2 separate regions of the Homo sapiens genome follow, and region 2 is linked to region 1. Evidence: read pairs that join two places in POLR2A ChIA-PET (ENCODE). Cell type or tissue: MCF 10A. All regions are shown on one strand. Each heading gives the region's core, and the rest is flanking DNA. Links, peaks and the distances in the headings are about the cores only.

Region 1 (16,710 bases), core at 4,731-12,730:
CCTTCTCGGGAGGCTGAGGCAGAGAATTGCTTAAACCTGGGAGGCGGAGGTTGCAGTGAGCCGAGATTGCAGCACTGCACTCCAGCCTGGGCGACAGAGTCAGACTCCATCTCAAAAAAAAAAAAAAAAAAAAAAATAGAGTGTTTTTAAAGCTTTCCATATGCAGTTCAGTCCCAGTGTATTAGGGAATCTGCATCCTTTGAGGATGTGAGGAATGCTTTTAAAGAGATGAAGATTTTAGGCAACAGACAGAGGCTGCTCCTGCAGCCTTCCAGGCATTGGGAACACCCCACTGAGTGACAGTACAATTATCAGTAACCCTGAGCCACCCATACCACATTCAGGGTCTAACATACCCAGGGTTCATCCACTTTTCCACTGGCTGCCTCTGGTTTGCTTGCACCTGCATTTGTGAACACAGGTTCTGTGACTGGTGGGGTGGAAAGTATGCATGTGAAGGCGGGTGCCTGGTTGGAGTGGGGATGCCCCTGTGTGGGCAGAAGGTAGGCAAGGATGAAGGAGCTGGGGCTTGGTGGTCCCTGGGTTATCCCAGGCTGACCTGCTTTTCTCCCTGACAGGCTGTTCTTCGCTGGAGCCCGAGAGGGCCACCTTCCCAGTGTGTTGGCCATGATCCACGTGAAGCGCTGCACCCCAATCCCAGCCCTGCTCTTCACAGTAAGGGCCCTTCCTGCTGTAACTCTCCACACACCTCCCTCTCTTTGTGCCTAGTCTAAGCTGGGAGTTCATGCTTTTCACACACACCCCTGTTACCCTTGCAGTCTGCTGCTAGGTCTCACTGGATCTTAGAGGATCTGGCAAATGATACCCATCATCTTTGTTAATATCAAGAGATATAGCAAGGAAAGATCCTGAGTCTTGAAATACCTAAGGCTCTCAGGCTGACTTATTTCCGTTCTCCCATCCTTTTGGGTCAGACTGAACTGACTGTCTCAGGATTCTACAGCCTCAAAAAAAATATATCTCCCTTGGCTCTCCTCGCACCTGTTACCACAGGGTTGCAGCACTGGCCTCTGCTCCTGGCTGGTTGGTCCCTGCAAACACCCACTTCCCCCATCAAGCTTCAGGGCAGCCTGCCAGTCTCTTGGGAAACATCATTGAAATGAAGTTAGTGTTAACAGTACACCAAATACGAAAAATAATAGAGGAAGACTGATAAACTGGAAACTGTGCAAAGGAAACTTGGGACAGGAAAGAGATGGGAGTAAAATATCCCCAGAGTAGAATCATTTTGAGAGAGCTATAGGAAGGAACAAAGACTTGTCCCCATTGAGTCTTTTGAGTTATTTTTATTTTCCTTCTGGATCCTGAATAAAACACTAAAAATGACTTTGGTCCACTGGTGAAGCAGTTAGCAATCAGAATAACAGAGCTCTTGGGAGCCAAGAGCATTTTACAGCATTGCTGTACAATTTCAGAATGTTCAGATGCAGGATGAAGGTCACCTTGACTGGTTGGTTGTCGAAGGTGGCTGGAGAAGACAGTACTCCCAGTGGGCCACACACATTTTTTTGTTTTGTTTTGTTTTGTTTTTTCCAGTTAGAGCTATTGGTGCAGTAGTGTGACTAAAAGGCAGATGTAGCAAGAACCATTAAAATCTTCTCGATTATTTTAACCATCGGATCTCACAAGAGAACAGAACCTTTTGTTGACCTTCACAAGTTATCAGAGGGGAGGAGCATGGTTCCAAGAGAGCCACAGAGATGATTTTGAAGTTGGAAAGTAGACTCTGTCAAGAAAACCTCATAGGGATGTTATGAGGGTTAAGTGAGTTAATCTTTGTCAAATGCTAAACATAGAGACCTGGCACACAGTAAGTGCTATGTAACCAGTTTTGAAATTAATAAAGAAAAGGAAGGAAGAAAAATAGATGACTCAGCCAGGAGAAAAGGATGAGGGCAGGAATACAGCCTTAATCTGTTGTTAACAATCTTCCCTAAGGGATTTTAAAAAAATGAATTTAGCTTGAGCTATAACCAACAGAGGCATACAAATGAGACCGGGGCTGACACAGAGCCAGGTAATACCAGTGTGGCCAGTCTAGCTGCTTATGTCCAGTATCCATTCTAATTGGCTAGTGCCCGTGCCATACGAGTGGTTAAATATTTTGATCATCACCCCTGTAATAAGAAAGGATTTCCTAGCAATAAAGATGTTGTAACATATTGGGTTACTAGGGGAGGTTCTAAAGTCTCCATTTCGAGACATCCATTATACGATGGCATCATCTGCCTGGAGGCTGGGGGACAGCCCCTAATCTGTAATACCAGTCTCTGAATATCTTTCGGATCACTGATGAGCTCCTCCCACTTTCCCAGTGCATCTCCACCCTGCTGATGCTGGTCACCAGCGACATGTACACACTCATCAACTATGTGGGCTTCATCAACTACCTCTTCTATGGGGTCACGGTTGCTGGACAGATAGTCCTTCGCTGGAAGAAGCCTGATATCCCCCGCCCCATCAAGGTGAGAGAAACTCCCTTTGGGGTCCCCTCCCCTTCCTCTATGGTTCTAGCTGCAGTTCAGATTTTTAAATCACCTCTGTTCTTAGCTGCTGACCACACGTCATCATCTCTGATGGTAGCAGACCCTTTGGAAAGCAAGGGCCATTTGTGAATGGGACCACTATTTCCATTCTCCACTGGGGATGAGATCGGAGCAGACTGCAGCTGGGGAATAAGTCAGATCAAATGTGACTTTCATCATGACATTCCTTTGTTTCCTACCAGTCTAAGCCTTAAACTCCAGCTGACTTTTCAAGGTTCTCTTATCTCCCCAACACTTCCTCCTTGTCCCTCCAGATAGCTGGGTTCACTATGTGCTATGTCTCCATCCCAGAATGACTTCCTCCTCCCATCTGCCCATCTACATTTTAACCATTTTCCAAATGCGCCTCAAGTACCTCCTCTTTCTTGAAGTCTTCCAGTCTACTGCAACCTCCCATGATCCTCCCTTTATAAACTCCCACAGTCCTACACATATAGGGTGCTCAGTGAACCTAATATTGCTACAAGATATAACTCTGTGATAGGAATTAAAGGGATTGCTCAGAACAGGACATGCTAGAGCATTATGAGTTCTCCTACGAATTAGAAGAATAGAGTGTACTCCAGAGCTATTTGAACAATCCTATTCTAGAAACAGTGACTAGATGCTTCTAGAAGATCCTTCCAGCTGAAAAATCAAAGGCTCTCCAAATCTCTCAGTTCCTCACTGGCATTTCCACCGCCATTTTCTACTCTCACACTTAGAAAATCTGCTAGAGGGAAGAGGAGGTAGAATAACCCCATGTCCCCACCACACACATCCCTTCTGAGCGAGGAAGACAAGGAAGAGAAAGGCAGCCGAATCAGGACTGCCCCTGGAGCCCTGAAGAGGATACTCTCAGGAACTCCCCACATGTGGCCCATAAGGAGCTGACATTTGCCATATTGTGCCCACATAAGGGCCCTGCACAGAAGTGGGCAAGGACCAGGGAGCCTGAGTGACTCGAATCGTCTCCTGCCTGCACCTTGTGCATTGCCACACCTCCCCTCCACCCTAGGACCTCAGCAGACACACCCATGTGCCAGCAAGCTTCTCCATCCCTGTGGGCTTCTCTGGCTGCCACGGGCACATGGCATGCATGATGAGGCCTTGTCTAACCACACCCAAGAGCGAGGACATGGGCAAGGAGGATCGTTTCCTCCCTAACTCCTCCCCATCCTCTTCCTGTCTGACCGACCATGTTCATCAACATTTGTTTATATAGCCCCTGCCCTACCAGGGGTGAGTGTGGGACCACAGAGCCGAGGGAAGCCCAGCCTTTGCCCTTGAGGATGTGTCTCTGTGGGTGAAGAAGAGAGAGAATGCCCCAGTCCCTAGTCCTGGGGGCCACGTGGCCTACACAGTTCATACGCCTCATGCCTCTGCTCCACAGATCAACCTGCTGTTCCCCATCATCTACTTGCTGTTCTGGGCCTTCCTGCTGGTCTTCAGCCTGTGGTCAGAGCCGGTGGTGTGTGGCATTGGCCTGGCCATCATGCTGACAGGAGTGCCTGTCTATTTCCTGGGTGTTTACTGGCAACACAAGCCCAAGTGTTTCAGTGACTTCATTGGTGAGTTGTTGGAGGCTCTGGCTGGCTTCAGGGCCTCCTGGGCTGGAATGCAGTGGTCAGTGATGGGGTTGGGGAGCCACCAGGGCCAGGAGATCTAGGCTCACCTTCTCCTCAGTCCACAGAGCCCTGGAAGAGTCCAGAGCAGGGGAAGCAGATGCCTTTTCCCAGAGACCTCTGAGGGTAGAGAACAGCTGGCATTTCCACACAGACCTTAGACCCGCAAGAATAGGCAACCTGGGCTGGGCACAGTGGCTCACGCCTGTAATCCCAGCACTTTGGGAGGCTGAGACAGAGGATCACTTGAGCCCAGGAGGTTGAGACCAGCCTGGTCGACATAGCAAGACTCCATCTCTGTTATTAAAAATTTTAAAATAAAATAGGCAACCTGTCAGCCATTCTGTGAGAGCTGCCCGAGGCTGGGTGGAGACCAGAGGAGACCCTGGACTTAGGGGTCAGTGGGCACAGGGAAGGTGGGAAGGCTGGGGCCTTCATAAGCAAAGAGTAGCCGGCGGGAGATGCAGGAGGCAGACCAGGTGGCGAGGATTCTCTTCAACGCACTGACTGCTCTGAAGAGGCAGAACCTGGAGCAGGAGAGCCAGGAAGGGCCGGGGCCACTTGGCCAGGTTGGTGGGATACTCAGCATTGGCCTGGTTTCTGTGTGATCTCTTCCTACAGAGCTGCTAACCCTGGTGAGCCAGAAGATGTGTGTGGTCGTGTACCCCGAGGTGGAGCGGGGCTCAGGGACAGAGGAGGCTAATGAGGACATGGAGGAGCAGCAGCAGCCCATGTACCAACCCACTCCCACGAAGGACAAGGACGTGGCGGGGCAGCCCCAGCCCTGAGGACCACCATTCCCTGGCTACTCTCTCCTTCCTCCCCCTTTTATCCTACCTCCCTGCCTTGGTCCTGCCAACACATGCGAGTACACACACACCCCTCTCTCTGCTTTTGTCAGGCAGTGGTAGGACTTTGGTGTGGGTGGTGAGAAATTGTAAACAAAAACTGACATTCATACCCAAAGAACCAGCCTCTCACCCCAGGGTCCATGTCCCAGGCCCCACTCCAGTGCTGCCCACACTCCCAGCTGCTGGAGGAGAGGGGAGATGCCAAGGTGCCCTGCAGGACCTCCCTCCGGGCCACACCCTCAGCTGCCTCTTCAGGAACCGGAGCTCATTACTGCCTTCCCTCCCAGGGAGGCCCCTTCAGAGAGGAGAGGCCACAGGAGCTGCATTGTGGGGGGACAGGCTCAAGCAATTCTGTCCCCATCAAGGGGTCAGCTGGAGAGACCCAAGACCCTATCTGTTCACCAGGGACCCAAAATCCAAGGGGATGCTTCCCTCTGCCCTCTTTCCTGCCCCTCCCCATCATACCTGCACCCACCCCAGCCAGGGCTCCCTGTCCAGAATTCGGTTCTCCTCAGGACGCCAACTCCCAGAGCTAAGGACCAAGGAGAAGAACAGCCTCTCCACCCCCAAGCCAGGCGGTTGAGGAACATATTGAGAAAGGTTCAGATTGCAGAAACCCAGCCCTGCCCCTGCCTCCTGCATCCAGCCCCCAACATGGTGCCAAAGCTTCCAGAAGCCAAAAAGCTTCTGATTTTTAAGGTAGTGGGCATCTCTCTCCTAATGACGAAGCTGCTCAGCAACTCCACCTGCCCGCCGCAGGAAGGAGCAGTCCCCTGCTATCCCTGCAGCCACTCCCAGCACACCCGCACACAGCCAGCACCACCGCCCCCACCGTGCACTTCTCCTCTCTGGGCCTTGGCTTGGGACCAGGTACGAAGGATCCCCAAGCCCTTCAGGCCTGAGATCAGAGCCAGATCAGCCTTAAGTCACCTCCCATCCAAGAACTTGGCCTAAAAATACTCCCCTATTTCTAACCCTCAGGACGGATCTGATATTAAATGCCTTCCCTGGGAGGAAGGGTGCTTTCCCCCTCCCTAGAGGTGCCCATTCCATACCCTGGGAGACTGAGGAGAGCATTGGCTGAAGCCCAGTTCCTTTCCCATCCATCCCCAACTCCAATAATCCCCCACTCCTCGCAGGTCTCAGTGTCATGCTGTCTTGGGGCAGGGTGAAAGGGTAGTGGCAGCAGGGCGCCCACTCTGGAGATCCTCAAAAAAGGCCCTCCTCTGTGGCTGGCAGCCTCTGACCTTTCCCTGGGCTTCAAAGGAAGGCTATGGAGTTTGCTGTGGGCCCTGCAACCTTCCCAGCCACTCCTGCTGCACTAAGGACTTAGGATCCTTTTATCACAAATCGGGATTCTCTCCCCCACCCCGAATTCTGTCTGCTTAAACTGGAATACACAGGAGCCCTTCCTGGCCTGGATGGTGTCTCCCAGCTTCCCCGCCCAGCTTGCCCACCCCATAGTTGGTGAGATGCCAAGTTTGGTCTGAGTTGTGACCCCTTCAGAGTAGATGCCCGGCAGGCTGGGGTTGGCCCCTGGAGGGTCAGGGGACCATCTTCTTATTCCCTCTTTTCTCATTCCTCCAACTTCCTCCCCTCCTTCAATTATTTTTTTGTAAAGTTGATGCCTTACTTTTTGGATAAATATTTTTGAAGCTGGTATTTCTATTTCTTTTGGATTTTTTTTAATGTAAGGTTGTTTTGGGGGATGGAGTTAGAACCTTAATGATAATTTCTTTCGTTTGGTGTAGGTTTTAGAGATTTGTTTTGTGGAGAGGTTTTTTTCTTTTGATGTAATAAAATTTAAAATGGAAATGAAGTTGGTGGTGTTGGTAATTAAGTAACCTTTTGAGACAGAGTCACCAGGCATTTCCTCTTAGGAGATCTTGCCAGGTTCCTTCCAGAATGACATTCCTAAAAGCTCTCGCTCTCTGTAACTTCTAGCTATCCTAGGGACTCAATGCCAGTGCATTCAAACCACTGACTCTCATTCTGAACCAAAAACATCAAAAGACAAAAGTACAACGAATTTACAGATCTCAATTGTTTACTGTAATTCTGGAATCAGGCAACACTTCATTCCATAAAATAGAATACATATTCCAATGAGTTGAGCAGAAGAGGTTGGCTTTACAGACAGGGAGGGCTGAAGAAAGCTGGTTAGTCACTTTTCGAAGTTGCTTTTCTTGGCCGGGCACAGCGGCTCACTCCCGTAATCCCAGCACTTCGGGAGGCCGAGGAGGGAGGATCTCTTGAGCCCAGGAGTTTGAGACCAGCCTGGGCAACATAGCAAGACCTCGTCTCTACAAAAGATAAAATTAGCTGGGCATGGTGGTATGTGCCTGTGGTCCCAGCTCCTTGGGAGGCCGAGGCCGAAAGGAGGATGGGTTGAGCCTGGGAGGTCGAGGCTGCAGTGAGCTATGCTTGCGCTACTGCCCTCCAGCCTGGGCGGAAGAGCAAGCCCCTGTCTCAAAAACAAAAACAAATTTACTTTTCTTGTAAGGTGGGGACAGGGAGACGGAACAATAGAAAAATAACTGATTAGTTCATATCAGGATCCTTCAGGCTGCCTTGTTTTGTGTAAAGATTAAAGCAGAGGGAACTTCATTATCATGTCCATTGAATATTGAAACTGGCCTGTTTTAATTGGCTGTTATGTCTCTCTCCTGATTTCTAGGAAGGTCAGATAACAACTTAGTTTAGATTTGGTGATGTGGAACTTTAGCATGGGTGATTCTATTTTGATTTTTAGCCTGGTCTGTGGGGCCTAGGGCAGGAGCTTAGTCCAAAACCATGGCCTTCTGTAATTTTTTATTTAACAACACTGTCTCACTCCTTCTTGGAGTCATGAAGTGTTATTAAGTTCCTGCTCTGTGCACCGTACTGAAAGCCTGCAGACTAACTGGGAAGAAGTCAACATTGCCCAGGGTGGGACATGGGCAAGGGAGAGATGGCATCCAGCCAAGTTGAGGGAGGCAAAGGCAGATGTCCTCCCAAAGCCTGATCAGCAAAGGCTTCTCTCATCAGCACAGCCTGAGCCGAGTCTGTGGAGAGAGTCAGGGTCTGAGGAGCTTGATGGGAGGGCCTGGGAGGTAAGGCTAGGTTCACTCAGCTGGACAGAGCCATCTGAGAAGAAGAGTTAGCTCTAGGAGGAAGAGTAGGAGGACCACTGGACTAGGACAGGGGAAAAAGGAAAAAGTCGTTAAGGTATGTATAAGTACTTCCTGGCATTTTGGGCTAACTGCTAGAGGAAGTTGATGGGATTAGCCCCAGTCCTTGCTTTGTGTCCCTGTCTTTATGGGCCGCCCTCCTGGCTGCGTGTCCTGGGACAGTACCATTCCAGAGCCAGCACTGCTGGCAGATGTAGGGCAAGGGCGGGAGTAAGGGGGTGGTGGAGGGGCAGTGGTGTTAAGACATCACCCTTCACCATCTGGAACACTGTGAGGACACAGGCAGGCAAGATGCCGCCACTCCCAGTCCTGGCCTGACGCCAACACTCCTGCTTTGTGGCTGTCATTCTTCCAGACAGGCTGGAAGCTCGCCATTCAACAGGGACGCTGAGCTGGGAGGCGGGCCACTCAACAGCTGTGTGTCCTTGGGCAAGTCACCTCACCTGCTTAGCATTTTGAGAAAGAAAGAGAGCTGGACCTAATCTCAAACAGTTCCTCAATCTTCCAACTTTAGGTTGTCCCAAAAGGCAGAGGCTGCCAGTCTTGTCCAAGCCTCACATGTGCCCTTTGGGCCCCTCTTTCCCAGCACACACACCTTTCCTTTCCCTTCCCTGGACTGCCCCAGGCTCCTCCCTGTTGCCCCATTTGAGCATGTCCTGTCCCTCATCCCTTCTACTCCATGAAGGCACTTGTCCTTCAGGAGCACCTTCTCTTTCTGTGACACCTGCTGATCTTTTCAACCTGGTCAAATGGGCAAATGTGGGTCTCCTCCTGGGCAACAAACATTTACTTTTAACCTGGCCATTTCCCGTCTTAACCCTGCCAGTCACTTTAATCCTAGGAGTTTCACATGCTCTGACTTCAGGGAATTTGGGAACATTTTGAAAGTCACTGAAATTGTAGCTGCTTATGCATTCATTTATTAATGTGGTCACACGACAAATCTTTCTGTGACCATTCTGTCAAAGACTTTGCTATATGCTGTGGAAATAGCAAATTTTTTCCTGATTTTTCTAAGTCAGCACAGACTTCAAATATTTTCTTCCATTGTCTCCATAAAGATATTCACCTGTGTCAACCTGCCTGTCCTTCTTTTTTTTTTTGAGACGGAGTCTAGCTTTGTTGCCAGGCTGGAGTGCAGTGACGCGATCTTGGCTCACTGCAACCTCTGCCTCCCAGGTTCAAGAGATTCTCCTGCCTCAGCCTCCCGAGTAGCTGGGATTGCGGGCACGTGCCGCCATACCCAGCTAATTTTTGTATTTTTTTTTTTTTTAGCAGAGATGGGGTTTCACCCTGTTAGCCAGGATGGTCTTGATCTCCCGACCTCGTGATCTGCCCGCCTCAGCCTCCCAAAGTGCTGGGATTACAGGTGTGAGCCACTGCACCCGGCCCTGTCCTTCATTTTAATTCAGGAAATATGGTCACCATAGTTGAAGAGGTCCAAAAGATGTAACTGACCCTACCCTCAAAGAGCAAATAGTTTGCCAGGGGAACGAAGCCAAGGATACGCACGGCACACATATGTGTGCGCTTCCTGGCTCTACAGACCACCCATGCCTTGTTGGAACCACTGCCTGTGGGCCTTCCTGCTGGGCAGTGAGCCCTACTGGCGAGGGCTAAACCCAACACATCCCCAGACCCCATGCAGTGCCCCATGAGTACCTATATGCTCAAAAATGTTTGTCAAACTGACGCACCACACCAGGCAGCAGGTAGTGTCTGTTTAGGAGACACAGATAAAACTGCAATGAGAGGTCAGAGGAAGAGAAGAAGGAGACTTCACATTTACTAAGACCAGATGCATGACATACATTATGTTATTCACAGTTTAAATTAAACAACCCTATGAAGGAGGTATTACTACTGCCACCTTGCAAGGAAGATTAAGTAACTTGCCAGGGTCATGGAGCTGGTCAGTGACGGAGGCCAGATTTGAGCCCAGTTCTCCCTTAACACTTCACAGCCATGCTCAGTTACCTTCCTACTGGGAAAGTCTTGATTCACCAAGGAGGTGGCACTGGAAGGAGGCCTGTTACAAAGTCACTAAGATAACAAACATGCATCATTTCAGTTAATCCAAAGAGGTAGTAACTGCAGTGGCCAAGGAAAAATGATCCTGCTGACCCGGCAGAGCTTCTTTCCTCTCCTGAGCAAGAATCCCCCAGCCGCTGACTGGCACTGCCCTCCCCACCTCCCATTCCTGTCCAGAGCTCCCCTTCCTGTCCAGAGCTCCCCCTACCCTACCCTGACATCCAGAGCCCTGCCTGCCCCAGCCAAACCCCTGTTACTGGGAAACACTGAGGTCAGCATGCCAGCAACGTCAGCACTAGCCGGGGAGGCCAGGGCAGAGATTTATCTCACCATGGCTAAAGCTGCTGACTTTCTCATTTCCTGCGGCTCTGTTTGCATACCTCCCACATCCTCCTGTGCCCAGTTCACTGAAGCTACTGATGCAGACTTCCCCCTCCCCACGGTGGCCAAATGAGGGCCAGGAAGGTTCTCCGAGTCACATAGCAACCCCTTCCCATCCTTTCAGCCAGAGACGAACCAGGCATCCTCCTTGGATGACCTTGGGTAGCTCAGCCTCTCAGCCTTGTTTTCCCTGTTTATAAAGTAGGAATAAAAATACTGTCTGCCTTGCCTACCTTCCCGCATAACCCACAGGGAAAGAGCATGAAAAAGTGTAGGTTTCAAGGATTGAAAAAGCATTAATTTATCAGAAAGCACAAGGCCTATTCATTATCATTATTTCAAAGTAGGGGAGGGAACAGAATTTCTCCTCATGGAGACAAGGCCCTGGACCCAGTACTGGCAGGCTGCTCATTCTCCCTGGAACTGCACTGCAAGACCCCATCCCAGCCAGGTTTCCTCTTCCTCCTTCCAGATGCCCCGCAGGAGCCTGCCGAGAGCCAGCGCTGTGAGAGGCTGCCCTCTGCTGTCCACCTGAGTCCGGACCACAGCAGCCCTCCGAGTCCGAAATATTGGGGCCAATATTGCCACCTGGTGGTCAACACAAGCACTGCCACCAAACTGAGAGCTCAGCTTTGAAATGGAGAAATCTCCCTAATTCCTGACATCTGTCTCTGGGTTACACGCAGATCTCCCCACACCAGGTCACTGTGCTTTCAGATAAAGCATATCTGGCCATGTCTCAAGTCATGCACAGAGAGCATCTGGGGTAGGTGTTGGGGTAGGGAGGATGTAAGGAATATGCTAACCGGAATATGCTAATCAGAATATGCATTTTTAAAATTTTAATGTTCAATGCGACACACATCCTCTCTGCACTTGTCCTACTGTGGCCCACTCACAGTGAACCACCCCTTGTTTGGCCCAACTTACAAAAACTTCTGGTCCCTCTGGGGCACCCATAGCACTTGCTGGTCATAAAAGAGTCAGTAACATTTCTATGTGTCCTTCCCCCCCCCCCCCCAACTGGACCTACAATCCCTTTTGGAGATGAAATTCAACAGGTAAAAGCAGTACCAGAGCAGGTGTCTCTGAAAGGAGGTAGTGGGGAGTTCCCAAAGGAAAGAGAAAAGGGAAGAGGAGAGCCAGCACAGAACAAAGAATTGCAGAGAGGGAGCCATGGGCTTCTCCTGGAGACCCTAAAACAGAGCCCCAGGAAGAGGTGATGACATAAGAGGCTTCTCAAACCTCACAAGAGGAAGTAGACCCAAGAGACACGCATTGGAGATCAGAGAGCGGCCATGCAAAAGGAAAGACAGCAAACGAGCTGCAGCAAGCTCCTAAGCCCTGCAGCCCAGGCACAGGAAACCAGAGGCAGAGCCTCAGGCCCAGGGTGAGGGGCGAAGCACCAGCCTGAGCCTCTTGCAGCACAGAGCAGCTGGAAGAGAGAAGTGCTGGAGCCACCGGAGGATTATGGCTGTCTACTCCGAGGGCAGCAACCTGCCTAGGCCTGCGGTGCAAGGCCCAAGTCCTGACCAGGTGCTTTGGCCAAGCCCAGGGAGTTAGGAAGTGTACCAGGCTGCTAGAGGTAGCTAGGGCTGGAAACGCACTAACATGTGGGCTATTGCACAGCTCCTGTGCAAAAACCTAGCAAATGAGCATGCTCTGGAGCACCACGCAGGCTCGCGTGTAGAGCTTGTTCCTAGGACCTATCACTACTCCCTAGACCCCTCAAAAAACAAACCCTGGCCTACACTCAGAGAATGCTCTGGGAGGTGGGGCTACAAAAGAAACTTTCTCTTGGGGGTAGGTGGAGCCCAGCAGCAGGGGAGAGCCAGAGGAAGGCGTGTCAAGGGAGGAGGTGAGACCCAACTGAGGGTAGGCACTGGAAGAGGGCTTTCTCTCTTCACTCTAACTTGGAACCTCATTCTGCATAGAACTTTTTCAAAGTCGGAGGGAGGAGGTTGCTCAGAGTGGGGTGTTGCCCTCTGCGAGGATTTGGAGTCCCCTGGCCTCCCAGCAGGGAGTGGAGAGGCATTCCCAGAAGCATCAGCTTCGGGCATCTCCAGAACCCTGGCTTGGTCCCTGACCAAGGAGTGTCCCCAACTGCTGAATAGGCCAGGAGTCGCCTTTCTCTAAGGCTTACATCTCTCCCTCTGGGGTGTGTCCTGCCCCTCCCTGAGTCACCCCAAGGGGAGAGAGGGGAAAAAAGGGAAGAGAAGAGAGGCATTGACTACAGAGGAAGGAAAAGGAAGCAGAGCAGAGGGGGGAGAGAGGCCACACAGGAGTGGGTGACAGAGGAGACTGCAGAGGGCAGGTCTAGGGCAGAAGATCGAGAGAGGGCAGGCCCAGGTCAGGAGGAGGTAGAGAGAGGGCAGCCGGAGCACCCCAAGGGGTGCCTCAAGAGCAGGTGGGGGCGGGGAGCCGAGGGGGCGGGCCGGCCATGTCCCACGGGACCTACTACGAGTGTGAGCCCCGGGGTGGCCAGCAGCCACTCGAGTTCTCAGGGGGCCGAGCTGGGCCCGGGGAGCTAGGGGACATGTGTGAGCATGAGGCCTCCATTGACCTCTCCGCCTACATCGAGTCTGGGGAAGAGCAGCTTCTCTCCGATCTCTTTGCCGTGAAGCCAGCGCCTGAGGCCAGAGGCCTCAAGGGCCCCGGAACCCCTGCCTTCCCCCACTACTTGCCGCCTGACCCTCGGCCCTTTGCCTACCCTCCACATACCTTCGGCCCAGACAGGAAGGCGCTGGGGCCTGGCATCTACAGCAGCCCAGGGAGCTACGACCCCAGGGCTGTGGCGGTGAAGGAGGAGCCCCGGGGGCCAGAGGGCAGCCGAGCTGCCAGCCGAGGCAGCTACAATCCCCTGCAGTACCAAGTGGCACACTGTGGGCAGACAGCCATGCACCTGCCCCCAACTCTGGCAGCACCCGGCCAGCCTCTGCGCGTTCTCAAGGTAAGAGCAGGCCAGCCCTCCTCCCTCCTGCCCGGGGCTGGAGAGGCTGGTGTGGACAGGACCCTGTGCCCCGGCTCATGCTGCTGAGCCTGTGCTTGGTGTCGCTCTGTGAAATGGACCCAACCCACAGTCCTCTGTGTTCACACCCCACCATGACCTCCCTTTCCTTCTCTGTGAATTCATTCCCACCCTGAATCCCCACCCAAAGCCCCTGTGGCAAGCTGACCTACTTGATCTCAGGCCCCCACCGCCAGCCTCTCTGCTGCTCACCATGCCCCCTCCTCTTGTTTCTCTGCCGCCTGCTTCTGTGAGAAATGTCTACTGGTCATAGAACGGGAGACTCAAGGCAGATTGAGGGAAAGTGTACTCAGAAAGTGTGAGAGCATTGGCTGGGTGTCGTGGCTCATGCCTGTAATCCCAGCGCTTTGGGAGGCCAAAGCAGGAGGTTCGCTTAAGGCCAGGGGTTGGAGACCAGCCTGGACAACATAGCAAGGCTCCATCTTTACAAAAAAAGAAAGAAAGAAAGTGTGAGAACATGAAAGGGAGTTTTGGTCTCAAGCAGAGGACCCTGTGCATCTGGGTCACCATCTCCCAGAAGCAGAGCGATGATAGTTTTGACCTGAGAGACAGGAGCTGGCTCTGAGTCCTGTATTCCTTTGACGCATCAAGTGTGCCCTGGCTGCCGAGATTCCCGCCCCGCCTCCGCTCTGCCTCCTGGCCAGCCCTCACCTCTCCGTCTCTCCGTGCCTTCCCCTCCAGGCCCCTTTGGCCACTGCCGCACCCCCCTGCAGTCCCCTCCTGAAGGCGCCCTCCCCGGCTGGCCCCTTACACAAGGGCAAGAAGGCAGTGAACAAAGATAGCCTTGAGTACCGGCTGAGGCGGGAGCGCAACAACATCGCCGTGCGCAAGAGCCGAGACAAGGCCAAGAGGCGCATTCTGGAGACGCAGCAGAAGGTGCTGGAGTACATGGCAGAGAACGAGCGCCTCCGCAGCCGCGTGGAGCAGCTCACCCAGGAGCTAGACACCCTCCGCAACCTCTTCCGCCAGATTCCTGAGGCGGCCAACCTCATCAAGGGCGTGGGGGGTTGCAGCTGAGGCTGGCTGGTGGATTGTGGGCACCAGGCTCCCTGGCACGGCCTAACTCTGCGGACCCCCATCCTGCTGGGGGCCTAGAACCCTGAGACATAGACCATGGATAAATGGCAACCGGGGTGGCAAAGAGGGCAGGACCCAGCATAATGATTATATGGCTGAATAAAGTTGCACTGTGACTGGGTGTTGGGACTGTTGGCTGTGTGTGTGTGTGTGTGTGTGTGTGTGTGTGTGTGTGTGTCATGGAGGACCCTGGGGACAGAGGATGCATGTGGCTAGGTCTGCACCTCTTGTTTCCATGACCAAGTGGACATGTGGAAACACAGACATGCTGTCCACAGCCCACCCCCAATATACCACACAGCCAGGCCGTGTATCTGTCACTCTGCTCTTCTCTCCCTGACATCCCCCATCACCCCCTTCTGTGAGCTGAAGGCACATCCCCGCCCCCCACAGGACCTGGAGCACCTTTGTATGCTCTGCTAACAAAGATCTTCAGCTTGTAGGGAGATCCCGGCACCACACAGTCCTTCATGCCCAGGCCTGCTGATCCCAGGCCCACTCTCTCTCACCTTGAGGTATAGGTCTGGGAGCTCCTGCCCCAGGTGACCATGGGAAAATTCCTGATGGCTCTGCCATATTTATGGTCCCTTGATCCAGCCCGCCATCTCTTCTCTCCATTTCCAAAGCCTCAGTCTACCAGATGGACACCCTCCCCACGCTGCTCCCACCCATTCATTTCCATCCTTTGTCCCTCATCCCTGAGGCTCCAGTTCCCTAAAGCTTGAGAATTGAGTGCATGGGACAGGAATCGGTTGGGAAAGACCTGGAGACCGGATTTGTGTATGAGAACACTGGTAGTGAGAAGGAGGATGACAATCTGCCCGTGCCAGGGAAACCCATCATTCGAAACAGCATTTTCTTTTGCATTGGACTACAGCCTAAGAGACAGAATGGTACAATAATTAAGAGCCTCAGTTTGAATCTTACACTGCTACTTACTAGCTGTGAGCCTTGAGCCATTATGTCTTTCTGTGCCTCAGTTTCCTCATCTGCAAAATGGTTGCAATATTTGTCCCCACTCCGTAGTGTTGTTATATTCATAGAAAAAGAAAACTTTGCATGTAATAAGCATATTTATTATGATTCCTCCATTTTGCTGGAACTGAAAGGACCTCAGAGATCTCATCTAAACTCATTTTGCAGGTAAGAAAACAGGCTGCAAAGAGGGGAAGGGACTTACCTGGAGTCACACGATTGTTTAGAGGTAGAACCAAAATTGGCTCTGTAAAATCGCAGATCTCAAGATGTGCTGGGAGAGACCTCAAGAGATCATCTGGTGGGCTCTGCCCTCAGACCAGCAAGGTAGGGTGAGCCACATTTTACAGATAAAGCAGTTGAGGGCCAGAGGGGTAAGAGGCTTCTCCTGACACTCACTGAGTCCCTTTGCTGCCTCAGTACGTGGTACCTGTCTCTCTACTCCACGCTACACTCTTCTCACAGATCCTCAGTACGAGTGTCACATGAATCACATTCAATAAAGAACAGTGCCCAACAGTGTCAGGGACCCAGGGACAGATTACGGGCTTCTTAAAGTCTCTCCTAAGCCAATGCTGTGAAAGGCTGAGTCAGACATCAAGGAATAATTTTCTGAGAAGGTGAGAGACTGGTGTCTGGATCATCCCAGATCTCTCTCCCTTCTTCAAATCTCCAGCGGTAGAGCCCTCCCACACCTCGGGCATCCGTGTGCGGCATGTCTACCTTGCCCAGGACTCAGTCCTTTTCCTGCCTTTGCCTCTGTGTCTCTCGGGCACCTCTGTGTCCTGGAGGCCCGTGCCCCAGGTCTGGTTTGGAGGGAGAGATCTGAACCTTCAGTGGAGGGACCGACTGGAGCTTCCTGAGTTCAGAAGGAGGGGAGGTACCAGTCTCTGTGGGCACCTGGGAGAATCCTCACACCTTCCTTTCAGCCCAGGGGGATAGGTTGCATAAGGGGGGTTTGTACAGAACATGGTAAATGACTCAACCTCCGGATTTCCTCCTCTCAGCTCAAGACCACTGTCCCTT
Region 2 (14,948 bases), core at 315-8,314, 53 kb before region 1:
GTCACAGATGTGCTGAGGAACTGCCCTTTCCTCTTCTGGAGAAGTTTCTCAGTGGATGATCGTGATTCAAGTGTTTTCAAGACCAAATGCAAAAATAGAAATGGCATTTTCTGTGTAGATTTCAGGGATCTGGTGTCCAATGTCAACACTGCAGAAAAAAAGAGAACTAAAAGGCAAAAAAAGGGCCGGGTGCGGTGGCTCACACCTGTAATCCCAGCACTTTGGGAGGCCAAGGCGGGCGGATCACGAGGTCAGGAGATCAAGACCATCCTGGCTAACACGGTGAAACCTCGTCTCTACTAAAAAATACAAAAAATTAGCCGGGCGTCGTGGCGCATGCCTGTAGTCCCAGCTACTCGTGAGGCTGAGGCAGGAGAATTGCTTGAACCCAGAAGGCAGAGGTTGCAGTGAGCCAAGGTTGCGCCACTGCACTCCAGTCTGGGTGACAGAGTGAGACTCCATCTCAAAAAAAAAAAAAAAAAGTCAAAAAGAGAAAGGAAGTTTTCTAAGTGAATCAGGAGACATGTTATGGAAAAGTAGAATTTGTCCCATCTTTCTTTCTTTCTTTCTTTTTTTTCTGAGACAGTGTCTCGCTGTGTTGCCTAGGCTGGAGTGCTGTGGCGTGCTCACTGCATCGCTGCAGCCTCAAACTCCTGGGCTCAAGCGATCCTTCCACCTCAGCTTCCTCAGTAGCTGTGACCACAGGCATACACCACGACACCTAGCTATTTTAAATTTTTTCTTGTAGAAACAGGGTCTCACTGTATCGCCCAGGCTGGTCTCCAACTCCTGGGCTCAAGAAATCCTCCCACCTCGGCCTATCAGTGCTGGGATTACAGGCATGAGCCACCGTGCCCGGCCCCCAGATCTTTTTTTTTTTTTCAGGGACTGTGGCAAAGTTACATTTGCCCTAAATCTATCTCTCTCATACCTTACTGACTAAGAGGGATAATTTAAACTACATGTTTTGTAAAATTTCATTCACAATCAACATGGATGATTGAAAGCAAGGATAACAGAATGGTAGGTGTTATGGAAATATACAATGAATTAATAGAAGACTTATGCCAGAGAGTTCCTTATATCCTGATTGGGAGGATGAGATGCATATGTACTAAACAGAGAACATTCAAAATTAATGACATGGTTTAGTTGTGAAAGAGCTAAAGTAGGGCAAAGTTATGTGAATGGTGGGAAGCCAGGAGAGAGAGGTTCTTACTAAGAACTAGATTAAGAAGCATCTTGAAGGCTTTGAGGAGAAGATGAAGTAGGGGAGCTGATTCTGGGAGTTTTCTTAGGTAAAAGCATAATGACTAAACTGTTATTTCCTAGATCAAAGATTGTGTCCGTAAAAAAAAATTGAACTATGAGAAAAATTGAGCCAGGTGTGGTGGTGGATACCTGTAGTCCCATCTCCTTGATCATTTTAGCCCAGGAGTTTCAAGCCAGCCTAGGCAACAGAGCAAGACCTCATCTTCATTTTTTTTTTTTTTTTTTTTTTTTGGAGACAAGATCTCACTCTGTTAACCAGGCTGGAGTACAGTGGTGCAATCATAGCTCACTGCAGCCTCGAAAGCAATTCTCCCACCTCAGCCTCCCAAGTAGCTTAATAATTTTTAAAATTATTTTTAATTTTTTTTAGAGACAGGGTCTCCCTATGTTGCCCAGGCTATCTTGAACTCCTGGGCTCAAGCAATCCTCCTGCCTCAGCCTCCCGAAGTGTTGGGGTTACACGTGTGGGCCACCGTGCCCAACAAAACCTTGCCTCTTAAAAAAAAAAAGCAAGTGTCTTATATGTTTCTGAATCTTTAGTGTTTAACAGAATGCCTGCTAAGGAATACTTACTCAAATGATTGTTGAATTTAACCGACTCTAGGACAAAAATATGAATAGGAAACATTTATCTGCAGGGCTGCTGGGAACCTGGCTTGAAAATCTTTAAGCTAGGAGTAGTTTTATCAACCTGGACAATTAGGTTGGCCCATTTTAATCTTTTAACATCATCCTTGTCCTAACCTAATCAGGCTTTTGTTCTCCATGTACTTGGCTAAGGAAACCTGTTGGCAGCATATTAATTTAGATTTCACCATGAACGTGGAGTTCCCCCCAAAGTCGAAAGAGGGTGCGGAGGACAGCAAAGTTCATTTATTAATGATACCAGAGCTACTGTTAATAGCTGTGTTTATTAAACACTTAGTATATGCCAGGTACTCATCCAATTACCTAACATACCTGAACTTATTTGTCATTCACAGTAACTCATTTGGTAGACACTTTATTACCTCTTCCTCCAGATAGGAAATAAAGGCTCAAAGGGGTAAGCAACTTTGCTGAAGGTCACACAACTAAAAAATATTGGAGCTAGGATTCAAACCCAGAGCTTGTCTGCATCCTGAATCAAGCTTGTAAGCATTATTCTTCACTATTTCTATTTTTATCTCCTAAAGGAGTATTTTCTTTTAGAATCTGGACAGAGGTCCTTATTCATTTTTATAGATGAATGAATACTTATTGTATAGCAATTAATTTTGTGTTCCCAGTGAGGAAGACTCCCAGTATAGCAGGGGAGCTGGGCTGTCAGCTGGGAGTGGAAGAAAGTAATATTCCCGGTGCAATTGCAGGAAGACTTGGGTGAGCCTGAGGGGCATCTGGCCAGCACAGACCATGCTCGCATTCATTCCTGCACATGCACACCTTTCCTTTATGGACCAGTGTTCTTCCCAGCCGTGTTAGAGGTACCCACAGAGTTCCTGGCCATTTAGGTACTTTATACCAGTCACGTATCTAGGTATGTAACCAGAATCTGTGTCTTGAAGGCATTAAAAGGAAAACCTTAAACAAATTAAATTTAACAGTGTTTAATTGAGCAAAGAACAATTTGTGAATCAGGCAGCCTCTTGAACCAGAACTGATTCAGAGTTTCTGGGGCAGCCTCATGGTCGAAGAAGATTTATGGGCAGAAAAAGGCAAGTGACATACAGGAAATAGAAGCAAGGTACAGAAACAGCTTGATTAGTTACAGCTCTACATTTTCCTTATTTGAACAAGGGTTGGACAGTTGGCTGCCTTTGATTGGCTGAAACTCAGTGAATGGTACAAAAGTAGGTTACAGTCTATTTACACATCCAGTTAGGTTACGTTTCACTACATATGGAGAAATCTTTAAGTGGAATTTAAAATATGTAAGGAGGCAGCTTTCAGCTAAACTTAACAAAGGTGAAAAAGCTGGCCAGAGAGCTGTAATAATAAAATTAAAAAGTATATAATGTCAGACCATTTTGTTTTCAGCACAATTTATGTTTTTGGGGGATCTTGGTATATTTGCTACAGAACAATACTGGATGCTGATCTAGCTACTAGACCACTATCTCCCAACTAACATGATTTTTTAAAATAGTATTTATTGAGCTCTTACTAAATCCCAATTTTTTTTTTTTTTTTTTTTTTGAGACAGAGTCTTGCTCTGTCGCCCAGGCTGGAGTGGAGTGGGGCAATCTCGGCTCACTGCAACCTCTCCCTCCCAGATTCAAGTGATTCTTCTGCCTCAGCCTCCTGAGTAGCAGGGATTACAGGCGCGAGCTACCACGCTCAGCTAATTTTTGTATTTTTAGTGAAGACAGGGTTTCACCATGTTGGCCAGGCTAGTCTCGAACTCCTGACCTCAAGTGATCTGCCCGCCTTGGCCTCCCAAAGTGCTGGGATTATAGGTGTGAGCCACCGCGCCCAGCCTAAATGCCAATTCCTGAGCTATAAGCTCTTTACATATATTATTTTATTCAATCTTCCCAACAATCTTAAGACAGTACTTATTATAATTACCTGTACGTTAAAAATGGGGAAATTGAGTCACAGAGCTGGTAGCTAATTTTCCTAGGGTCACACCACTGATAACTGAGATGACTCCATAGCCAGAACACTTAGCCATTTCTCATTTCTAATTGGTAACCAAGACAGGAGGAGGCTGATATATATTGCATGGTGGGGCAGTTGGCCATGGAGGAAGACAACCCTGAGACTGGAGTCCAGAAAGACCACGGATGTCTGATACTGAAAAAATTGGGGGAAAAAATTTTAAGGGTTTCTGTCAACAGAGAGGTGTGGCTATGGGTATAACTGTACTGAAATGGCTCTGGACTGACTTGGAAAAATTTCAAGTATAAAAGATCTCACACCCATGTGGTCTATACCACTTTAGAAGATTTTGCATTTTAGTCTCTAATATGATGTATTAGCTTCTAATCCCAAAAATGTCTACTGGATGTTGACCAGAGGGAGGGAGTGTGAAAACTGCTTCTTGAGTTTGTACTTCAATTAAAAAATACAAATACACTCACACAAAACATAGAGGGATTACGATTTGGTTCATTCAGGATGAAAATGTGATTAAAACCCTCATTGTTCTCAAATAAAATTCTGGGACAGAAGCCAGCTAGGAGGTATTTCAAAACAAACACATCTTGGTGAGTAGGGAAAGGCTATATGCCCAGCAATGTAATAATAATAAGTAGCTGCCATTTACTGAGCATACATTGCTAGGTGATGGTAGAGCCTAGATTCCCACCAAGGTCACTAAAATCTGAAGCAACTGGGCTTAACTAAAATGCTCCTCAGTCTGGAGTGCAAGGTGGCCGGGACCAGGGATCCTGTTGGACACTTCCTGACTCCAGGAACCAGAGAGCTAAAGGAGTAATTTGGTTGAATCTGCTACTGTCAGGGCGATAATACATTCCCTCAAAGAGCAGAGTTACGCAGAATGACTGACTAGCAGGAGATGCTTAGAGTGGAGGAAAGAAAGTAGGAACCCGGCAGGTAAGAAACTATGTCCAAGAGACACACCAGACAGCCATTTTAAACAGTCACAGTTAAAAACACCCTGTACCGGCCGGGTGCGGTGGCTCACGCCTGTAATCCCAGCACTTTGGGAGGCCAAGGTGGGTGGATCACTTGAGGTCAGGAGCTCGGGACCAGCCTGGCCAACATGGTGAAACCCCATCTCTACTAAAAATACAAAAATTAGCCAGATGTGGTGGCAGATTCCTGTAGTCCCAGCTCCTTCGAAGGCTGAGGCACGAGAATTGCTTGAACCCAGGAGATGGAGGTTGCAGTGAGCCAAGTTGCACTACTGCTTACTCCAGGACTCTGTCTCAAAACAACAACAAACAAACAAACAAACACAAAACACCACTGTACCCAAACCAAATAACCTTCTCAAGAGCGGCCAGCACCATATATACACTTTTCTGAGTTAAATCAGCTTATTGAAGTGGGGTAGAGGTGTGGGGCATCTTGGCTGGGGCTTCTCAAGTTGCCAGGCTACTGAGGTTTTCTGTCTTTTTGATGGGTAATCCAGCAGCACAGCTGCCTTCAAAGAAATGCCTCAGGAATGTCTGTTGTTGTTTTGTTGTTATTGTAGGAGAGGGAGATGGATCTAGAAAAGCAGGCACATGCAAATGATCCCAGGAGTATATCCCAAACTACAGAAAATAAGAGCCATTCAGGAACCCAGGGGGCTAGAAACTGTTTCTTTCCAATGTTTAACTCCCCGCTGAGCATACAGAGCATGGAGGACCATGCCTTCTTTCCCCTTCCAGAACGCGTCTACAGAGCAGGCCCCCAGATCCCTTCTCCCTGGAGATCTGGAAATGGCAAACTGCAGGCTCCTCTCTGCTGCAGGAGTGGGAGCAGCTGGACATAGGATTCAGAATTATTCCACATTTTAACAAACACTCACCGAGCACATTATATTCTAGGCCTTGTCCTGAGCACTGGTGAATTTTATTTCTAGGAGGCAAAATAATCCCTCAAGTCTATTTTAAGCTGTTTTATTTATAGAATGAGTGAAGTTTGAGCTGAAAAGCTCTATTGATCACATCTCATCCCTCATCTTTGTCACAGTCACATGTCTTCCCATTGGTTTGCTCCCTGCTTTAAATATCCTCAGCATTAGCAGTGACATCACTTCTGGGGAGAAGGTTTCACAATGTCTGAAGGTGGACCAGGCAACCTCACACTGAACTGCACATTGCAAAAGCAGATTACTCAGAAAGAGTACCACTGCTGCAGAATTATTACTTTTCTCATCTGTCTCCACGTTTTAAAGGTGCTTGTTTGTACATTTAGGAAATGCACAAATACTTCAGTGCTTTTTAAGAGTACAGTTCTGCAGAGAGTGTTTAGTAAGCAGCTGATAAAGACAGGTCAGGTTGACTTAAGGTGGTATTTGGACCCTGATATTGAAAGCAGAAAGTTTAGAGTGAATTTTTCCATGATTTGCATCGGCATGCCATAGACTGGGAGGAACCACTGATTAGAAAAAGATGGGCTTTAGAGATAGTCTTAAGTTTGCAAACCGCTTCCCTATTTACAATCTTTGTAATCTTGAGCAAGCTAATTATCAGTTTACTTAGCTGTGCAATGGAAGTTTCTTGTGGAGTATTTAAACAAAGCTGGCCAGGTGGGGTGGCACATACTTGTAATTCCAGCACTTTGGGAGGCTGAGGTGGGAGGATCACTTGGATCCAGGAGTTCAAGACCAGCCTGGGCAACACAGTGGGACCCTGCCTCTACAAAATATTTAAAAATTAGTCGGGTGGGGTGGCACACGCCTGTGGTCCCAGCACTAGGGAGGCTGAGGTGGGAGGATTGCTTGAGCTTGGGAGGCAGAGGTTGCAGTGAGCTGTGATTGTGCACTCCAGCCTGGGTGACAGAGTGAGACCTTGTCTCAAAAAAAAAAGTAAAAATTTAAAAAATAAAACAAAGCCCTTGCACTCCTTTAACTCGAGGAGAGAAAGAAATGAATATTTATTGGAAGATACCAGAGTGCATCAGTATGTTGTAGAATGGGGGGAACCATTGATGATTAGTGGTTCCCACCCCCAACTCACAAACTCAATAATTTTGGTTCTGAAATTTCAGTTGGACTGATCCAGTAAGAAGACTGACCATTTCAGGCCAAGTCTGATCTGCTTAGCAACCAGCTGGTTGCTTTTCCTTTTCTCTTTGCTGAGCTGAGTCTACTCACTCATCAGCATCAGTCTGACACTCCCCTCTCCCAGGAAGACTTTTCTGAACAGCCCATGCCAGTGATTTTTTTTCCACCCATTAAAATCTTGCCATATATTGCAATAGCCCTCATGCAGCTTCTGCTCTGCGTGGTGGTATCAGTTCTGTGTCTGTGCACATGTGTCTTCCCTTTCCACACAGTTCCTTGAAACCAGGCACTGTGTCTCACTTTCACATCCTATAACCTAGTACATGGTGAGTATTGAATAATAGCAGTCAGTCAAAAACAAATCATTATTCAAGATTGCCTCACAACGATGTGAATATACTTAACACTGCTAAACTATAGACTTAAAAATGGTTAAGATGGTAAATTTTGTTACGTGTCTTTACCACAATGAAAATTTTGTTCTGTTTAAAAATGAGTTATTCCCATGAATACTACATTTTTGGGCTTAGCTTTAAAAAAAAAAATCATCCAGGCTCAAATTTGAAAGGGATTAGAGCTTAACCAAAAGTAACAGTGCTGAGGTTGAGAAGCCCTGTTCTACCTTCAAACTTCAATGAAGCCCAGATACTTTGTTGTGGGAAGCTATCCTGTCTATTGTAGGATGTTTAGCAGTGTTACTGGCCTCTGCACACGAGGTGCTGGTAGCTCTCCCACCCTCATTGTGACAACCAAAAGTGTCTCCAGATACGGCCAGCTGTCTTCTTGAGGTGGTAGACAAGTTGTTCTCAGTTGAAAACCACCAAGGAAGACAAAGCCTCTCACTGTGGATGCCTGGCTCCCCAGTTGGGCCGGGAATGCTGGAGGCAAGATGTGGGTCCTTCATGGGCTTATTTGAGGGCGCAACACTCAGCCCCCCACCACCCCCAGGCTACGATGCCTGTCTTTCAGTAGCTGGTAGTTGGCTCCATCCGTTTCATTAAAAGTCCATGTGTGAACAAGTGTTTCCCAATTACCTCCCAAAACAAGCATGTACAGAGTGGGCGCTCAATAAATACCTTTTGAGATGCAATTACCTGCTGCCCGCCCACCTGCGGCATCTACAAATTACACCTAGACCAGCAGACAAATGACTCAGAGAATGTTTCACAGTCCTGGCTGTACAGTGCTGTTTTGGAGCCAAGCCTCCAAAGCAAGTCCATTGAATTCTTCTAGGGCTGGTCTCTGTCCCTACTGCTACAAATCCTAGCCATTCCTTACATTTGTTAGCGTTTCACAAATCATAAAGTGCCTCACATGTAACCTCTCCCTTGATTCCCCACAACAACCCTGTTGAGGTAGGCAGGGCAGGAACAATTACTCCCATTCTGCAGATGAAGAGACTGATTTTCAGAAAAATTCAGGTCACATAGCAAAGCAGGGACAAAGTTTCTCCTCCAGCTCTAAGTCTAGTGCCCTTTTCATGCTTTCAATAAGAAATCCAGAAGAGCAGTGTTCTGCAGTGACTTCCACATCTCAATCTGCAGAAGATGTTGACTCCTCAGGGCATGTGTCAGAGTCTTGACCTGCTACCACCCCTGAGGAGCTGTTTGTACAGTCCCGATGGGAAAGTGTAAACAGGGTGAGAGGCATGGTGAGCTTCCAGGCCTGGCGTGAAGATCAAAGCCTGGGCCCCACATGCCAGACCTGCTTTCACGCTGTTCCCTTAGTCCTGAAAAGCTCTGAGATCCTCTCAGCCACTTTGTGGAAGAAACACAAAGCAGGTTCACCTAGCTTTCTCTGGACATCATGGAAATGGCCAAAACCTCGAAGCCCCAGGAGGAGGCTGTGGCTAGATTTCAAGGCTAGCATGAGTAAGGAAGGCCAAAGCCTTTTGGATCTGAGGGTCTGTTGGGCATCAGAACTCTGTAATTCTATGCCTTAGGAAATTCTTTGATGGCTGTAACATTCTCGTGTGGACAAGCCTAGATGTGAGTAATGCTTTAATGGGAGTCACATGGGTATTGGTCTACAGATGGGGGAGTTAGTGATTATTCACGGCAAATGTGGGTTTTCTCAATTCCGGCAATTTTTCTAGTGAAGACTTGCCCATTGAGACAACATGGCTCCTTTTTAATGAAATGATTTGCTTGGTTTTTCTTTGACAGAACAAGCCAAACTGGGTTTCATTGTCCAGGCATCCTAGAATTCATTCTTCACTAAAGAAGATCTGCGTGATAAGATGATTACTTTATTAGTTGGGGAGGATAGAAGCAGGACTAAAACTCTAACCTTGAGTACCTCAGCAATACCAGACGGATGTGCGTCTCATTCTAAGTGGCTTTACAGACAATGAGTCTAAGCTAAAACATTGGAGGAAAAAACCCACAGTAATCAACTTTCTTCCTATATCTCATCAAGAAACGTGTGTTGGCCGGGCAGGATGGCTCGTGCCTGTAATCTCAGCACTTTAGGAAGCCAAGGCAGGAGGATCACTTGAGGCCAGGCATTCGAGACCAGCCTGGGCAACATAGTGAGACCCCCTCCCCCCATCGAAAAACATAAAAATTAGCTTTGTATAGTGGCACACACCCATAGTCCTAGCTACTTGGGAGGCTGAAACAGGAGGATCACTTGAGCCCAGGGGTTTGAGGCTGCAGTGAGCTATGATCACACCACTGCACTCCAGCTTGGGTGAAAGAGTGGTGAGACCCACAGCCAAGCGTGTAATCCCAGCACTTTGGGAGGCCGAGGCAGGCGGATTGCCTGAGGTCAGGAGTTCGAGACCAGCCTGGCCAACATGGTGAAACCCCATCTTTACTAATAATACAAAAATTAGCCTGGCATGGTGGCACACGCCTGTAATCCCAGCTACTCGGGAGGGTGAGGCAGGAGAATCGCTTGAACCCATGAGGCGGAGGTTGCAGTGAGCTGAGATCGCACCACTGCACTTCAGCCTGGGTGACAGAGTGAGACTGTCTCAAAACAAAAAAAAAGAAAGAACGAAAGAAACAGAGACAGGAAGGAAGGAAGGAAGATAGGTAGGTTCATAGTCAAAGTAGAAAAGCCTTTTCCCAGTTCGTCTTTTTCAAAGCCACTCCAGGAAAGTCTCACTTAGACAGTGTCCAAGTTGAAAAGCCCAACTGGAAAAGTGTCTGTTGTGCAGTTTCCAGAGGGGAGGCAGCATGGAATCATGGAGGAAAGTCTGGACCAGGAGTCCAAGGACTTAGCTTCTCATCCAGGCCTTGCTACTTATGCAGTGCATGACTTTGATAAAGTCCCTTCACCTCTCTGAGCCTCAGTTTTTGCAATGGTAAAATAGGAATGATATGACCTGCCCTCTGCACCTAAGAAAGTACTTAGGAGATCAAGTAAGGTAATGGATATCAATGTTTTATAAATCCCCACTGAAGGTGGTACTGCAATAGAAGGAAGGAATCAGATCTGTGTTCCAACTCTTCAATAAGTGCCTCCTGTGAACCATTCCCATTGCCTATGAAGTACAGCATAGAAGACTGACCCCAGTGTATTAGGAAGACCTTTTATTATCAGGGAAAAGCTGGAGGCTGTGACAGAAGATTTAGCTTCCGGTCCAGCTACAACAAACTCACCCTATGATTTAGGCAAATAACTGCCTTTCTAGGTCTCAGTTTCTTCATCCATAAAATAGGGATAATAATACCGTCATTTTTCCCACTTGAAAAATAGGAATAATAATTGTCCTACTTTCTTCCCCTATAAATTGGAGATGGTAGGCCAGGCGCAGTGGCTCACACCTGTAATCCTAGCACTTTGGGAGGTCGAGGCGGGTGGATCACTTGAGGTCAGGAGATCGAGACCAGCCTGGCCAACATGGTGAAACCCCATCTCTACTAAAAATACAAAAATCAGCCAGGTGTGGTGGCATACACCTGTAATCCCAGCTACTGGGGAGGTTGAGGCACGAGAATCACTTGAACCTGGGAGGCAGAGGTTGCAGTGAGCCAAGATCGTGCCACTGCACTCCAGCCTGGGCGACAGGCTGTTCCCTAGCACTTAGTTTATACTAGTGTAGCTCAATATTTTTTTAGCTTTTATCTTTGTAATTTTATTTATTTATTTATTTATTTGAGACAGGGTCTTGCTCTGTCACTAGAGTGCAGTGGTGCACTCACAGCTCACTGCAGTCTCGCCCTCCCAGGCTCAAGCAGTCCTCCCACCTCAGCCTCTCTAGTATCTGGGACTATAGGCGCATGCCACCATGTCTGGCTAATTAAAAAACAAAAAATTTTTTTGTTAGAGATAGGATCTCCCTATATCGCCCAGGCTGGTGTCGAACTCCTGGACTGAAGTGATCCTTCTGCCTCAGCCTCCCAAAGTGCTGGGATTACAGGCATGAGCCACCAATGCCTGGCCTATCTTTGTAATTTTAATTTGGTCAAAAATAAGGTTTTGGGGGCAGAAACCCAATTTTTATGAAGTGAGGACTCTTATTCCAATGCCGATCTACTGTGACCCTCGCAATCACTCTGGCAGCTCTCTGCCAGAGTTCTTAAAGGTTGGGGCCTCCAAGAAGCAAAGGCAAGAAGTGGGCAGTTAGTGTTGCATGTCCCATCTTCCAGTGGCTCCTGTGGCCTAGAACAAGGGAACATACTCGAAATGTCAGAGTGAAAACAGAAGAGAAGCACTTACTGATCCCTGCTGCAGTGTTTGTTTTCTACGAACCCTTAGTGGAACACTGACACTCTTCATTCCTGAGAAGATGGGATCTATTAAATAACACCCATCCTCATTTTCCCTCTTGCAACAGCCATTCTTGGCTCTAAGAAGCACCTAGCTATACACTCCTCCCTTTTCAGTACCTTAAAGACCAAAGTCAAACCTTGTTTTTCTGCTGCTATTGATTGTTTTTCTAACTCCTTGAGCTGGTTTTATAACCCTAGCTTTATTGCTGTAGTCTTGGCTGGCTTTGAAATTCCCTATGGATCGCTCTTTTGATAACTTCCTGCTAGGCAAGGAATTTACTATCATCTTTCAGCACTATTAGCAAACCTGTCTCTAGATCTCTCATTTCCCAGCACTTGATATTGTCCAGAGAACAGCAGTTTGGCAGGGGAAGAATCACTGGAAGGGGGAACGTGTCCAAAGTCCTGGAATACTACAAGCAGGTTTTGTAGTCCCTGCTAACCCAGTACTTCTGAATAGAGCATATGGGGACTGTCTGAGAGAGGAGGGCTGAAAGATGTCCTGTTGTCCTATCATAGAACTTTACATAAACTTACAAGAAGAGGAAAAGTCTGTAAAGGATTGGTGGCACTCAGAATCTCCTTTTTCTATCTTCTCTTTGCCTGATAATTATTATCACTAATTTGATGATGAGGAATTATTTCTCTTAGTTTCATTTCTGTAAGCAGCCCTGTTCTGTTGGGAAAGACTCCCAGCACCAAAATTAGGAAGACATATTTGAGACAAATATGTGCTTCCTTTTCCTCTGCATCTAACTTCAGCCTGTGCCCTCTGATCCTATATTTCAGTCTCAGGGCTAGATTGAGGTTGAGTTATGGTTGAGATCTGACCATCAGTTTTTAAAAGCTGAGCGTAGCACCTTACAATCTCCATCTCACTGGTTCCAGACCACTACAGAGAGATCACGGAGGCTTGAGATGTCCTTAGAACACAGTCAAATCCAGCTGACCTCAGGATACTCTAGCTCTGCCTTTCCACCTGGATCCATTTGGTCTCTGCTCCTTTCCTCAGGCATTTAGCAGTGCAGCTGGGCAGAGCATGAAGCAGCACTTTCAAAGCACCCACTCAATGGACCCCGATGACCTCTTTTACCACAAGAAGTGGACAGAGGAACATTTGGGAGGAAGCATGTCAGGAACGGCCTCCACACTCTTACTCCTCGTCTGCGTAACACACAACCCAGCAGCTAGCCATTCAGTACCGGCTGCGGGCCTCACCTCTCAGGAGAAAACCAGCCCCTGCACACAAGCAGAAGTGGATTAGTGGAAAGATTGCCGGATTAAGTATCAGGAGACTGACTTCTAGATCCAATTTTACCCATCAGTAGCTGTGGAATTTGGAGAAAGCCACTTAACCCCTCTATGTCTTAATCTCTTAGTTTGTAAAATAGAGAGGGAAGTACCTGCCCCTCTCCTCTCCCTGAATTCCATAAGGTTGTTTTGAGGGTCACATGAAACATTGGTGGGTAATGACCTTTGAAAGAATGCAGTACTGAGGCTTTGTATGTATTGCATTCCTACACACCACTTCTAAACCACTAGGACTGTTTTTATAGAGTTATTTTATGTTCTTCACCAAGGGTGGGGCCGTCATGTCTAGGGTAGAAGCCAGCCTCCAGGAGTGTTTTCCACACTTGTAAGTCTTGAAAACCCCCAGTCTTGGGGTATGACCGCAATCTGTCCAAAAAATATTGCCCTTTGGCTCATTTTTGAAGCCTTCCAGTGGCAGGTGGTCTCTGAAAACAGCCCACTTTTCCAGCCCTGCCATTTTCAGAGAGTCTTGAAGGCCTTGTCACTTTGGGTGGACCACGTGTCGCTCAGCTGGAGGGTCCTGAGATTCAATACTTCACCATCACTTACTGCGATGTGGACCTAGGCAACTCACTTGGTATCTCTGAGACTCAGTTTCCTCCTCTGTAAAATGTGAGAAATATCTGATTCCATAGTGTCATCCTGAGGATTAAATGAGATGTGGAAAGTACCTGACCAAGTTCCTGGTCAATAAGTGTCAGTTCTCTGCTCCTCTTTCCCCTACTTCAGGGAGAATTATTGCTAGGCACACCTGCCTGCAGATCATTTACATATATCCAAGGCATTTCAGAATCAGATCAGAAATGAGACCACCCTCCAAATGCCAATCCTGCCAACCGTCCTGTCTCTACTGTCTCCCCTCCTTACCCTTGGTGCCTCATGCAGGGAACATCATCGGCTCTGGAATCTTTGTCTCGCCAAAGGGAGTGCTGGAGAATGCTGGTTCTGTGGGCCTTGCTCTCATCGTCTGGATTGTGACGGGCTTCATCACAGTTGTGGGAGCCCTCTGCTATGCTGAACTCGGGGTCACCATCCCCAAATCTGGAGGTGACTACTCCTATGTCAAGGACATCTTCGGAGGACTGGCTGGGTAAGAGGATCTGTGGAGACCTGAATGGTCTAGGGGAAAAGGAGGAAGACATTCAGAAGGAGGTCAGATTGGAAAAAGCCAAGGCCAGGGGTTTCCAGTCTCCAGTGTGCCACGGGGTGCTAGTGAATGGAATGTCTCTTCTGCTTTCCTGCCATGGTTGCTAGTGTAGCCTTGTATCCCCTTGAGGCTCCCGATAATGATGGAGGACCAGGTTTGTAGTTTTGACCTCTATGTTGATCTTAGTGGGAAGGAGTCTATGAGTGAGAGCAAACAGAACTGTGTAACAACACTGACCATAGATTCCCAGAGAAAGCACATCACAAAAACAACGCCCTTCTATCTTGACAAATGAGAGTGGCCAGCTAAGGTAGAGTGCACCCTCTTCTCACACTACCAAGGATAATGGCCTCCCTCTAGAGCTGGGCCCTAATCTTAAATTTCCTCAATTTCTGCATCCCTGCCATTGGTAAACCCTCACCAATGGGCCAAAAGGTGTGGAAGGCGCTTCCCCTGCAAACCCCCACTTGATACCTCTCCTGATTATTGCTTACGTAACCACACCCTTAGTATGTCCTGTCTATCAACATTCTGGGGTTGCAAATTTTGTTTTTCCACCATTGGATGCTGGTGGCCACAGTGATGGAGAAGAGATCATGAAAGGAGAGGAGAGAAAGGAAGAACGCCAAGACTTGTGTTAGTGCTTGTGGAAATTTAACTCTTCATTAAACCATTTTATTGTCACTGCAGAGGGCTGGGTGTCTCATTTGTGGGTGGGGGCAGAGGCTGGGCTCTTCAGCATCCTTGAAAATAAAAAAGAGATGCATGACTTGCCCGGGCTCTCCCCTGATGGCTCTGCGTCCCTGCCATGCCTTTCGGCGGATGTCCCTTTCCTCCT

Evidence for each region. ChIA-PET counts read pairs that join two places held together with the same protein. Peaks named below come from ENCODE experiments on the same cell type or tissue, not always from the same donor. Only the 100,000 strongest peaks of a DNase experiment are listed, where the experiment ranks them.
Region 2: POLR2A ChIA-PET joins it to region 1 with 6 read pairs; 18 of 35 experiments call an interaction of 5 or more read pairs at or near these places.

The regions. Positions count from the first base shown.
Region 1 is chr14:23,115,426-23,132,135 of GRCh38, reverse strand. SLC7A8 (solute carrier family 7 member 8) reads left to right here. Exons shown (of 11, transcript NM_012244.4): 8 at 579-675; 9 at 2,337-2,486; 10 at 3,940-4,117; 11 at 4,793-6,841. The coding sequence ends at 4,959. It overlaps CEBPE (CCAAT enhancer binding protein epsilon), which reads left to right and starts at 12,881. Exons shown (of 2, transcript NM_001805.4): 1 at 12,881-13,554; 2 at 14,314-14,830. The coding sequence starts at 13,045. The coding sequence ends at 14,649. RefSeq lists enhancers at 8,047-8,546, 10,873-10,932, 11,013-11,062, 11,552-12,082, 12,163-12,242 and 1 more. In MCF 10A, for the core only: a CTCF peak has its summit at 11,154 (motif pointing left); DNase peaks (open chromatin) are centred at 8,505 and 11,145.
Region 2 is chr14:23,165,441-23,180,388 of GRCh38, reverse strand. It overlaps SLC7A8 (solute carrier family 7 member 8), which reads left to right. Exons shown (of 11, transcript NM_012244.4): 2 at 13,849-14,053. Among named protein-coding and RNA genes, the nearest start is that of SLC7A8, 11 kb to the left of the region's middle. RefSeq lists an enhancer at 7,854-8,355. In MCF 10A, for the core only: no CTCF peak of the experiment used is centred there; DNase peaks (open chromatin) are centred at 4,418, 5,978 and 8,088.